Linked DNA regions of Homo sapiens: region 1 is linked to region 2. A link is a loop called in an ENCODE intact Hi-C map of the cell type or tissue named here. Cell type or tissue: endothelial cell of umbilical vein. All regions are shown on one strand. Region 1 overlaps RGS12 (regulator of G protein signaling 12). Region 2 overlaps RGS12 (regulator of G protein signaling 12).

Region 1 (5,000 bases), 65 kb before region 2:
GAAGGAAAGAAAGGACACCCTGAGACGTCACAAAACCACACCCTGATGGCCGCCGCCACCTCCATGCCGGCCACACAGGGCACACCTGGGGGGGCCAGCGTGGATGCACCCGAGGCGGCCTCTGACAGCTGAGGACTAAAGTCAAACCCCTAGCTCGAGCACAGGGGGAACATCGGGGAAGCCAACAGCTCGGGCGGCTCCGCGACAACTGTCATGCTTGTCCAGCCGTGCGCCAGCAGGGCCTTCACCTGGGCACTCACTTGCAGTGGGGACTTGTTCCCACAACTCACAGGAGAGGTGGAACTGCCCCGGAAAGTCCCACCCAGGACCCTGTGACAGCCACAGGCTGGCTGAACGGCCGCTGCCTGCCAGGGAGGCTCAAGCTGGGCTGCCCAGGGCTGCAGCAGCCCCCCAGCCCAGAGCGGCCACCCCACAGCAGGGCACCCTGGGAGGGGTGCGCAGACAGACCACAAGGGCTCTCTTCCTCCAGGCAATTCCTATTTCTTTGGGGCTGGGGTCTCCGTGCCTCCTCTCAGCATCTAACTAGTGTCAGAGCCTGCAACACCTGACGCCACATGGTTTATGAAACAGGATGAGGTGCCCCGATTAGGTGACAGGCACGGGCATCTTCCCGGCCTGCCAAAGCCAGGGAACCAGGCATCGACTGATCTGGCCAGCCAGAGCCTCCATTCTCTCCAAGTGGAAATCCCGGCAGCTCCCCCGCGTGCTCTTTGAATGGAGTCGGGCAACAGCTCCTAGAAAGGCGGGGGCATCCTCCCCCTCAAGATGAGGGGAGCTGGAGACACACGGAACTCCAAAAGAGCGCTGCTGCGGACACGGACGGCGGCACCCCAGCATTCCCTGACCCTCCCATTTTTTAGAACAACTACCTGAAGCTTAGAAGGAGAAGCAATTCTGCCGACCCCAGAGGCTTTCCAGCCCCTCGTCTGCTGGCCAGGACCCAGCCAGGCAGAGCTGCAGCAGAGACGCCCACCCACCCGCTGTGCCTCTGACTGCGAGAGGGGGAGCCGCTCACTTCTGATGCCTGACGACCACATCAGCCAGATTCCAATACACTCCCGTGAACAACTTATCTGCCAGTGTAAGCATTTGCAAGAGCTTCAAAAGGAAGTCCAAATCATGTAAACAGATACTTACAAAGGCAGGTTTTTAATGACTTTACTCGGAATAAAAAAACAAAATTTTCTACACCTTGCCTGGATATACACTGAGATGAAAGTGCTGCCTACAAATAAGTACAAATGGCTAACTGATTAACTGGCCCATTAAACCCACGACAGCTCCAAAATTCACTTTCCGACGCAGGATATGAAACAGAGGTTACAGGAACACATTCCCCCTGCCCCAAGACAGCCAGAGGCGGCCCGCGGCAGGCACGCCCCAAAGAAGACCAGAGCTGCTCCCCGAGCCTCACGCAGCTTCACCTTCCAAGCAGCTTTCCACGTGCACAGAAAGCCGGTTGATTTCATCAGGCTCATGCTGGCCCTGCCCAGCAGACCCATGTCTATTTCCCACTTAAAAGGAAGGACGCGGCTCATTTTCCTGTTCCCAACCCCTCCATGCCCCTCATCTCTAAACTAGTAGTTTGTCCTTCGCTTCTCTACAGAAGACTTTAATTAGATATTAGAAAAACATTAAGATTATACAATTCCCAGAAAAGAATGAATTCGAAATCAGTGCCCAGTAATTACTAAGACTTCTGTACATAATTTAAATTTATTTTTATCTTTGCACCAACACAGCCTTAAGAGGAAAATAGAAATTATTTTTATTTCATCTCAAATCTTTTAAAAAGCCATTTTAGAGTAACTTCAACTTCATAAGCTTATATAGTAATCACCAATATGATCTATAGTAGCTATCTATATGCACAATAGCCAAATCAACTCATCATATTTAGAAATGTTAAGCTACCATCATTTAAAGAGCCTAAGATTTTAATGTATTTATCTAGCCTAAAATTAATATTTCAACAAAATCAATTCACTCACATCTTTCAAATCTATGAGAATTACCACGGTAAAGGAAAAACATCTGACGCTTTCCGTAAGTTCTGACTTAAAACCTGGCAGCTTGGGCTCCCGAGGGGTTGAGGCCGGCGGCCGGGTGTGTCGGGCCCGGGACGTGCTGCGGTCCCAGAGCCTGGGCTGAGCCCCCGCAGCACTCGCTTTGAGCTGTGGTGCAGACACATGAAAACCATTTCCAAAGCTTATCCTTACAAGCATTTGCAGGTCCCACAGCTGCCACTCGCTAAAACAGGATAGCCAGGGTGCCACGCTTTCCTACCACTGATTAAATGAAAAGAAAAAGCCGGAACTACTTACCTGCTGGTCATTAGAAACATGGGTTTCGTTTGACAACTCTTTCCCCAAATTCATTGTAAGGCACCGAGCCACACTAGGCACCCGGGTCTAAGACACACCATTCAACACCGCAGCTTGTGCGTGTGAGAAAAGTTTAAAGGCATTTCCGATGAAGTTCCCTCTCGCTCCCTTCGTAACCCATGGCAACAGGACACTGCAGGAAGCTGTGGCTTGCCAGGGTTTCAGACTCTATCTCAATTGTCTCATCCAAAGAAAGAAGCGCCGTTTACATAAATCACGCTGTGAGATCATTTTTAAACTATTTCCTCTACCAAATCAGAAGAATAAAACTTCGGCCGACAGGGGTAATTTCTCAGTCAGTAAAACAGCTGCAGAGAATTTGTTTTTTTTAGCATCGTGGTGCAGTTCACAACCTTAATTACAGCTGCCAATGAATCTATTCTAAGCCTCCACATGCACCAGCTTACTGGGTGGCAGCCAGCGGGATCTGGCACACGCCTAAAGCCCTCTCAGTGCTATCTGTATTCCGTGATCTGCTCTGCCCACCCTCCAAATATATGAAACAACCAGAAAGCGAGTGAACCATGATGGATCCTGGCTCTAAAAAGGAAGGAGGAAAGAAAAAGAAAACTATTTGTAAAGCCTAGGGATCACTGCAAAATCATCTGTTAATTTTCTAGAGATTTAGGGGTAAACTGCTCATCCCAAAGTGCTTCCCTGCTGTCAAAATCATGCAGCATGGGCCACCTAGAGTCTCGTCCTAATGGGCTCTAGGAGTCCTAACCCTGAAACGTTAGGTTGAGGGAAGCTTCGCCATTAGACCTGGGGAAGCTTCTTGCCAGGAACTGCAAACTCAATGCCCACAGGGCCACCAGGCTAGGTCCATGGCTCTGGGGTCTGGGGTTGGGCTGCCAGCTGGGAAGGAACTGTGCCAGCTCTGCTTCTGCCTTTCTGTGGAGGAACATGAGCATTCCCCGCACGAGAGTGTTCAGTGAGCAGAACCCACAGCACTGGACACACACTTCGTTTCAGAAATGCACAATGGCTGCTTGCAGAATGCGCAGCAGCTCAAGCTTCCTTAGAAGGCTTTTCTCAGGAGCTGTGCACGTAACAAAAGTGTGGGGGAGTCTGCAGGGGCGGGGGGCAGGCGCCCAGCCACACCCCCAGCAAGCAGAGGAATCACCCCAAGGCAGCCACACCTCCCTCTGCACAGCTGCTCCTCGCTGAAAGGGGTGCCACCTCCACTTCTGTCACCAGCCCAGGAAGGGGCTCCCGCCCAAGCTACCGGGACCCCCGGTCAGCCCCATAGGTCTGGAGTGGCCTCAGAAGCCCTGTTCCTCGACAGGGCCCCGCCTCTACCTACCATGGCCCCACCCACTTCCCCTGGGCTCTGGGCCAGAGGGTCTACATTAGGTACGACAGGCATGGCAGGCAGTATGACAGAAGGCGGAGCACGTATAGACCAGACCACATCACCATTCCTGGGCTAAGCCACATCTCTCAGACAAAACCAGCATCCTCGTCCCCTGCCTTCCCGTCAGCATCCACCCCACCACACACACACAGGCACCCCCCAACACACACAGGCACCCCCCAACACACACAGGCACCCCCAACACACACAGGCACCCCCACACACACAGGCACCCCCCCTACACACACATGCACCCCACACACGTACCACACACACACATGTACCCCCCCACACACAGGTACCCACACACACACAGGCACACACACAGGCACCCCACACACACACACATGCACCCCACACACGTACCCCACACACACACGTACCCCACACACACACAGGCACCCACACACACACAGGCACCTCACACACAGGCACCCCCACACACAAAGGCACCCCACACACACACAGGCACCCACACACACACAGGCACTCACACACACACAGGCACCCCACACACACAGGCACCCACACACAGGCACGCACACACACAGGTGCACACACACACAGGCACACACACAGGCACACTTTCAGAGAAAGCAATCTGAAGGTTCTGGAACAACAGCAAGGGGTTCTGGGGTGGCTGGGTGAGCCCCTGACGCTGACCTGCCCGTTAACCTCATTGGCTTCTGAGGGGCCTGCACTACTGACAGTTTACAGAGCTTTGGAGGAGACAGTGGTCTCCAGGCGGGAGCAGAGGACAACAGCATCCTGGCCCCCCAGGGCCCCCAGACCCTGGGAACAGCCACCAGCGCCTGAGAACCGAAGGCAGCCTGGGCATGCGTGGGGCCTTCTGCTGAGGGGTTATCACCTAAGTGCTAAACTGATTTCACCTCAGTTCTTTCAGACAGAAACATCTTCATCCCATTGTGTTCCATCGAGGACGGAAAGGAAGAAACACAATTTCACATTGTCTACGTGGTTTATTCGCAAAGCCCACAAAGCAGCCCAGGCTGCTAGGGGTCCGCCTGTTGCTGTCCGGTCACTAACAACAGGGCCTCCAACAACAGGGCCTCCGGGTTCTCCTGTCTCTCTCTAGGCTCCCCCCATCTCCTCTTTTGTGGGAGCCTGTCCTTTTCTGCAGCTGCTGACCTCCCCTGCCTAGCCAGTAACTCCCCTCTGCAGATGGGTGAGGAAAGGGATGGGGCAGGGCCAGAACACGCCTGGGAGAACTCCTGTGACCG
Region 2 (5,000 bases):
CCTGCTCTTTCTAAGAGACTTTTTGGAACTTTGGGAAGAAAGAAGGAAGGACCCTTTTTAAAAGGACTGTTTGTCAGGCAGGACCTTCTGAGTGTAGAATTTCGCGTCTCCCGCCCAAACACCAGGGCACTTAAAGGAGTTCTGCTAACACAAGGAAACAGGCTGCCATCTGTCCACACACTTCACAGTGGGGAGCGCTCTCTCCATGCCAGGCACAGTTCTAGGCACGAGCAGGGGCCACGAGGCCTCGAGGCTGGCACACCCACGGCCCAGGGCAGGTGCGCGATCCACGCCTGCCGAGTGAGGGGAGGAGGGAAGGGTGCCAAGAACCTATTTGACTGAAACATTCTTGACTTTCTCAAGTGTCTGAATGCAATTATTTCTGTGCATGTTTTCTACATTTTCTAAAAAGAACTTTTTTGTACTAAAAAAGTAAAAGTAAGAGGGTTGATGAAGTTTTACATAAAGGCCATCATAATCATGAATAAAATAAATAACTCCTAGTTTTACGAAAATCTACCTGGCCTCCTCTCTTCAGACCCACAGCATCCCACCCCAGGCTGGCTTGGTGGAGACGGACCTCATGCCGTGTGCACACGCTGCCGCAGCGTGGCCTGTCCCCAGCGGTGCGCGGGCTCATGTCCAAGACAGTCTGCCTAAGAGCAAGGTGCGTCGGCAAAGGCCGTATCCCAGGACCGGAAAAGCAGCCGGCGGCAACACGTCGGCAAAGGCCGTATCCTAGGACCAGAAAAGCAGCCAGCGGCAACACATCCCATAAAGCTCCTAAGCTTGTGGGGGGAGGCAGTTAAGAGGTGTGAACGATGGGCTCACTCCAAACCCCACATCCATCAACAACAAACTTGGTCAGCACCAACTCAGAAAAGAGAGTGATGTGATGAGAAGGAAACCAAACATCGGAAACTGACGAAAACCCACCCTGGCACATTGCTTAGTTGCCTAAAATGAGGAGCTAGGAAGAAGCCTCCAAAAAAGCACCTGGAATCCACCGTCACTCCCTGACCCCAAACCCCATCACCCCATCACCCCTCTACCCAGCCCAACCCAGCTCCTCCAGTGAGGGCTGTTGCTACTTGCCGGGTTCACAAGGCAAGAGCTGTGTTGTTCCCACCCACCAGCGTCCCCCAGGACATTCCCTACCCAAACAGAAGCAGAGTGCCACAGAGGGTGGGCTCAGACACCCGGGACCACTCTCTGCTCCCTGCTCGGTCCCCTGCACCAGTTACTGCCTCCCCAGGCCCTGTGCAGTGATCCTGAGGCTTCGGTGCCGGAGCAGACCAACAGCTATTTGTGTTTAAGGAAGGAAATGTCATCAAGGCCAGTGCCTGACTGAGGAGCAGAGGGTGCCACATGTCTACAAGCAAGGCAGGACAGGAGCCCAAATATTCAACTCCAGTTATGCTAAAGAAATTTAGATGAAACAGGGGTGGAAAGGCTGTGCCGCTTATCGAGCGGGACTTCCCAAATCAGCCTTTGCCCCCACACTCACACTCCCCATGGTGGAGTGATACCTGCATCCGTCTCCTCGTCTCCACACCCTCCTCTAAACTCATGTCATCGTCATCGCACCTCCTGCCACTGACTCTCCTCTGAGCAGCCCACTGCCAGGCGGCCCCCAATGCTCCAGCCAGCCAGCTCCTCCTTCCGCTTCTGTCCAAGGCAAGCCTGCTGTGCATGTGACATCAAGACAATGGTGCTGTGTGCTGAGCACCAACAAGATGGCTGGAGCCTCTGTAAAGAGACGAAGGGTGGGCCTCACAGCCTCTCATGGAATAGCCAGGCCCTGAGAAGCTTATGGGCATTAGTCCTCACCCTTCAGGACCCCAAGGCAGAGCAGGGCTCATCTCAGAGGGATGCCAGGTATGGCTCGTGCCTGATGGAATGGACACCAGTGAGACTCCCAGGAGGCCCATAAAGTTAGAACTATCACTGCCAGCTTGAACTACAAGGGTCAGAGGCAGTACAAAATAAAAAGTGGGTGCTGGACCCGGAAATCCTATCAGCAGGAAGCAGGCTGAGAAAACAACTCAACTGCAAGCAGCTGCTGTGTTTCAAACAAAGGAAAGCATGAGTCAGAGAGAGGAATCAAAGCCTCCAAGGGCAGAGGGACAGTTATCAGTCCCAAATCATGACACTTGAACAAGGAACTGCCACCATCTGCCAGGCTGGGTCTCGGAAGTGAGGCCCACCTGAGGCTCCTTCCTGCCTCTGAACTGCCACCATCTGCCAGGCTGGGTCTCGGAAGTGAGGCACATCTGAGGCTCCTTCCTGCCTCCATTTTCCCTCATTTTGAACAGGAAGGTCTGGCCTGTGGTGCTTGCCATGATGGCACCGTGGCTGTGGTTGGATGAGCTGACGGCGTGTCTCTCTAGTTCAGGTCAATAGACCGGGGTACCGTGCACCCCAGGAGCTGCATCTCAGCCCACCTAGAGCCAGTTTAGAGGATGACGCGGGACTCTGAGCAGATGCTGTCATGGAAGGACCTTGCGGGGAGTGTATTTTGTACATGGGAGGGACATGAATCTCTGGGACCAGCAGGTGCACAGTGACAGGTGGTCTCTGAGATGGCCCCCATGACACCACCTCCTGGTCATCCTGCCCCTGCAGTCCCTCCACTGGGGTGTAGGCTGGACCTAGCGACTCGCTTCTAACAAACAGAATGTGCAAAAGAGATAGGATGTCACTTCCAAGATGAGGTTTTCAAAAGACCATGGCTTTCGTCTCGCTCATGCTCTCCCTCACTCCCTCTCAGGGAAGTCACTGCCTGGCTGTGAGCTGCCCAAGGAAGCCGCCCACGTGACAAGGAATGGATGTCTCTGGCCAACAGCCAGCAGGGATGTGAGGTCTTCTAACAGCGATATTAGCGACCCTGGAAATGGATCTTCTGAGGCTGCCAGCAGCCTCATGAGTGTGCATGGAAACGAATCCTCATCGCACAGCCCTGGCCAACGCCTTGATCACAGCCCTGCGTGAGCCTCACCAGGCAGGACTCCTGATCCCAGAAGCCTTGCAGCTACAGACGCAGTGTGCTGCACAGCGGCAGCGAACCAACGTGCCACGTGATGCAAAATAGCTCCAGGGTCGTTTGACTTGCTGCCATTCCTGCTATAAGCACAAAATGGTGCTGTACTTATATCTAGGTGGCAATGTAAAGCAGGTAGTTTCAAAAATGGTCCCTGAAATCTACTCTGTGAGGAGGTGATTAAGGAAATCACACCAGATACACCAGAGACAAACTCTACAGAATGGGGAAAAGCGGCTAAAAAGAAGCCGAACTGATCATAATCTCACAAGCGAAGTCTAATTATCCCGTTTTACAAATGAGGAAACCGAGGCTCCAGCACCACGACTGGAGGCAGTTAGGATTCAAAGCCAGGCTGGCTGACTGCAGTCCGGGCTCTACAGTGCAGCCCCAGCTGCCTCCCTCTCCACCAGCACACTCCCGGGAGAAAGCGGCCTCCCTCAAAGCTCACGTTTCCACTAACAAAAACTACCTGGTTCTCAAGAGTGTCTCAGTTCCTGGGTAGCTTTAGTCTCCTGAATCTGAATACTAATAACCTACGTTTAGGCAGCAGGTCAGCAGCCACCAACATTATGAGTAGTTTTTGAATAAATATGCATAGTTTTTGAATAATACATTAGGCTGAACTGAAAAGTACAATACATAAAATGTCCCAGGTCAGCATTTTGTCATCATGCATAGTTTTTCGTGGGTTTTTAATAAATGTCACTTCTTGAGGTTTTAACATTTCAAATCCAAAGAAACCAAGAGGCTGAGCATCAGGGACACACACATTAAATGCCTCAATTCCGGCCTCATGGAGCAAATGCGCTTTCTTCCTCTTCCATTGTCAGTCTCAGAAAGATCCCACACATTGCTAGGCAGCAGCACAGCGACTCAGTGCTTACAAGAGAATTCACTCAAAAACTAATGCAGCTTTTAGAATTCAGAAGTATGGCAAACATGAATGATTAGGGGAAAGAAATAAGAGGTAAAGAAGAAATTAAAGACTGGCAACTTTCAGAATGCTTCGTTTCTTTGAACACTTGAGAAAAAGGTATATACTATTACAGTCCAGCAACAGTAAAAGGAAGTAGCATTCAGAAAGTCATATAAAGTTGAAGAAATAGTTGTGCTAACATCACACTAATACTAATCACATAAAGTGTGAACACTGGCTTTAGCTTCTGTAGCTCCGTTTTACTTCTAGAGAACACATCAGGGGCAGGTCTGTGGGGCGGGGGGAAGCCAGGCACCCAGGGAGACAAGCTGGCTTAGTTCCTCCTTCCTCTTGTTCCCCCCACTACCAGGGCAAGCTCAAGTTGCTGAGGAAGAGGAGGGGGCTTCTCCCAAGGAGGGGAAACTCTGCAGGATCCTCCAAGGACCCAGAGTCCATGAAGCAAAAGAGCCTCCAGGGACAGAGTATCTGCACAGATGCTGAAATACAGCACTGCTGGTTCCAGTGTCCTCCAGCAAGGGCCACAGAGGTGAGACTGGGGGAGCCAGCAGGTGCCCTGTGGCTGTCACCTGTGTCCCCATCCAGTCGGAGGCCCTCCCACATCCTCCCTGCCTAGGTCGCCGTACCGAGGCTCACCTTGCATGGTGGCCACACCTCCTGCTGGACTCCCCGCTGTACCCCACTTGCCGGCCCACCCTGCCCTCACCCTCCTCCTGCCCACAGCTGCCAGCGCTTTGTCCTTCCCCACTTCCTAATCCCTGCCCAAGCACCTGTCCCACTGGGTCCAGCCTCTTGAGGCTCTCTCACTGGGTCCCTCCCCAAACCTCAACATCCCCCTCGGTCAGACCCACTTCCTCGTGGCCCCATGATTTTCCTGCTCACTCATTCATTCGTTTATTCATTCAAGAACTGTCTCGTGGCTTCTGCAGCAGCTCCAGGTGGGCAACTACGAACAGGCAACCAGTGACGGTCCTGAACTCCCAGGGCCAGCTGCCCCGGGGTCACAGACAGTTAAGACAGCCC

The links. Hi-C counts contacts between places; a loop is a spot of excess contacts. Peaks named below come from ENCODE experiments on the same cell type or tissue, not always from the same donor. Only the 100,000 strongest peaks of a DNase experiment are listed, where the experiment ranks them.
Region 1: a loop joins it to region 2, with 6 times the contacts of the local background. A loop is called at or near these places in 5 of 110 quality-filtered maps.

Annotation. Positions count from the first base shown.
Region 1 is chr4:3,367,667-3,372,666 of GRCh38, reverse strand. All of the region lies in intron 3 of RGS12 (regulator of G protein signaling 12), which reads right to left. Among named protein-coding and RNA genes, the nearest start is that of HGFAC, 72 kb to the left of the region's middle. In endothelial cell of umbilical vein, no CTCF peak of the experiment used is centred here; a DNase peak (open chromatin) is centred at 2,656; H3K27ac peaks cover 2,440 bases.
Region 2 is chr4:3,302,919-3,307,918 of GRCh38, reverse strand. The region is part of intron 1 of RGS12 (regulator of G protein signaling 12); the gene reads right to left. Among named protein-coding and RNA genes, the nearest start is that of RGS12, 12 kb to the right of the region's middle. RefSeq lists an enhancer at 2,812-3,461. In endothelial cell of umbilical vein, no CTCF peak of the experiment used is centred here; DNase peaks (open chromatin) are centred at 2,068 and 2,868; H3K27ac peaks cover 3,066 bases.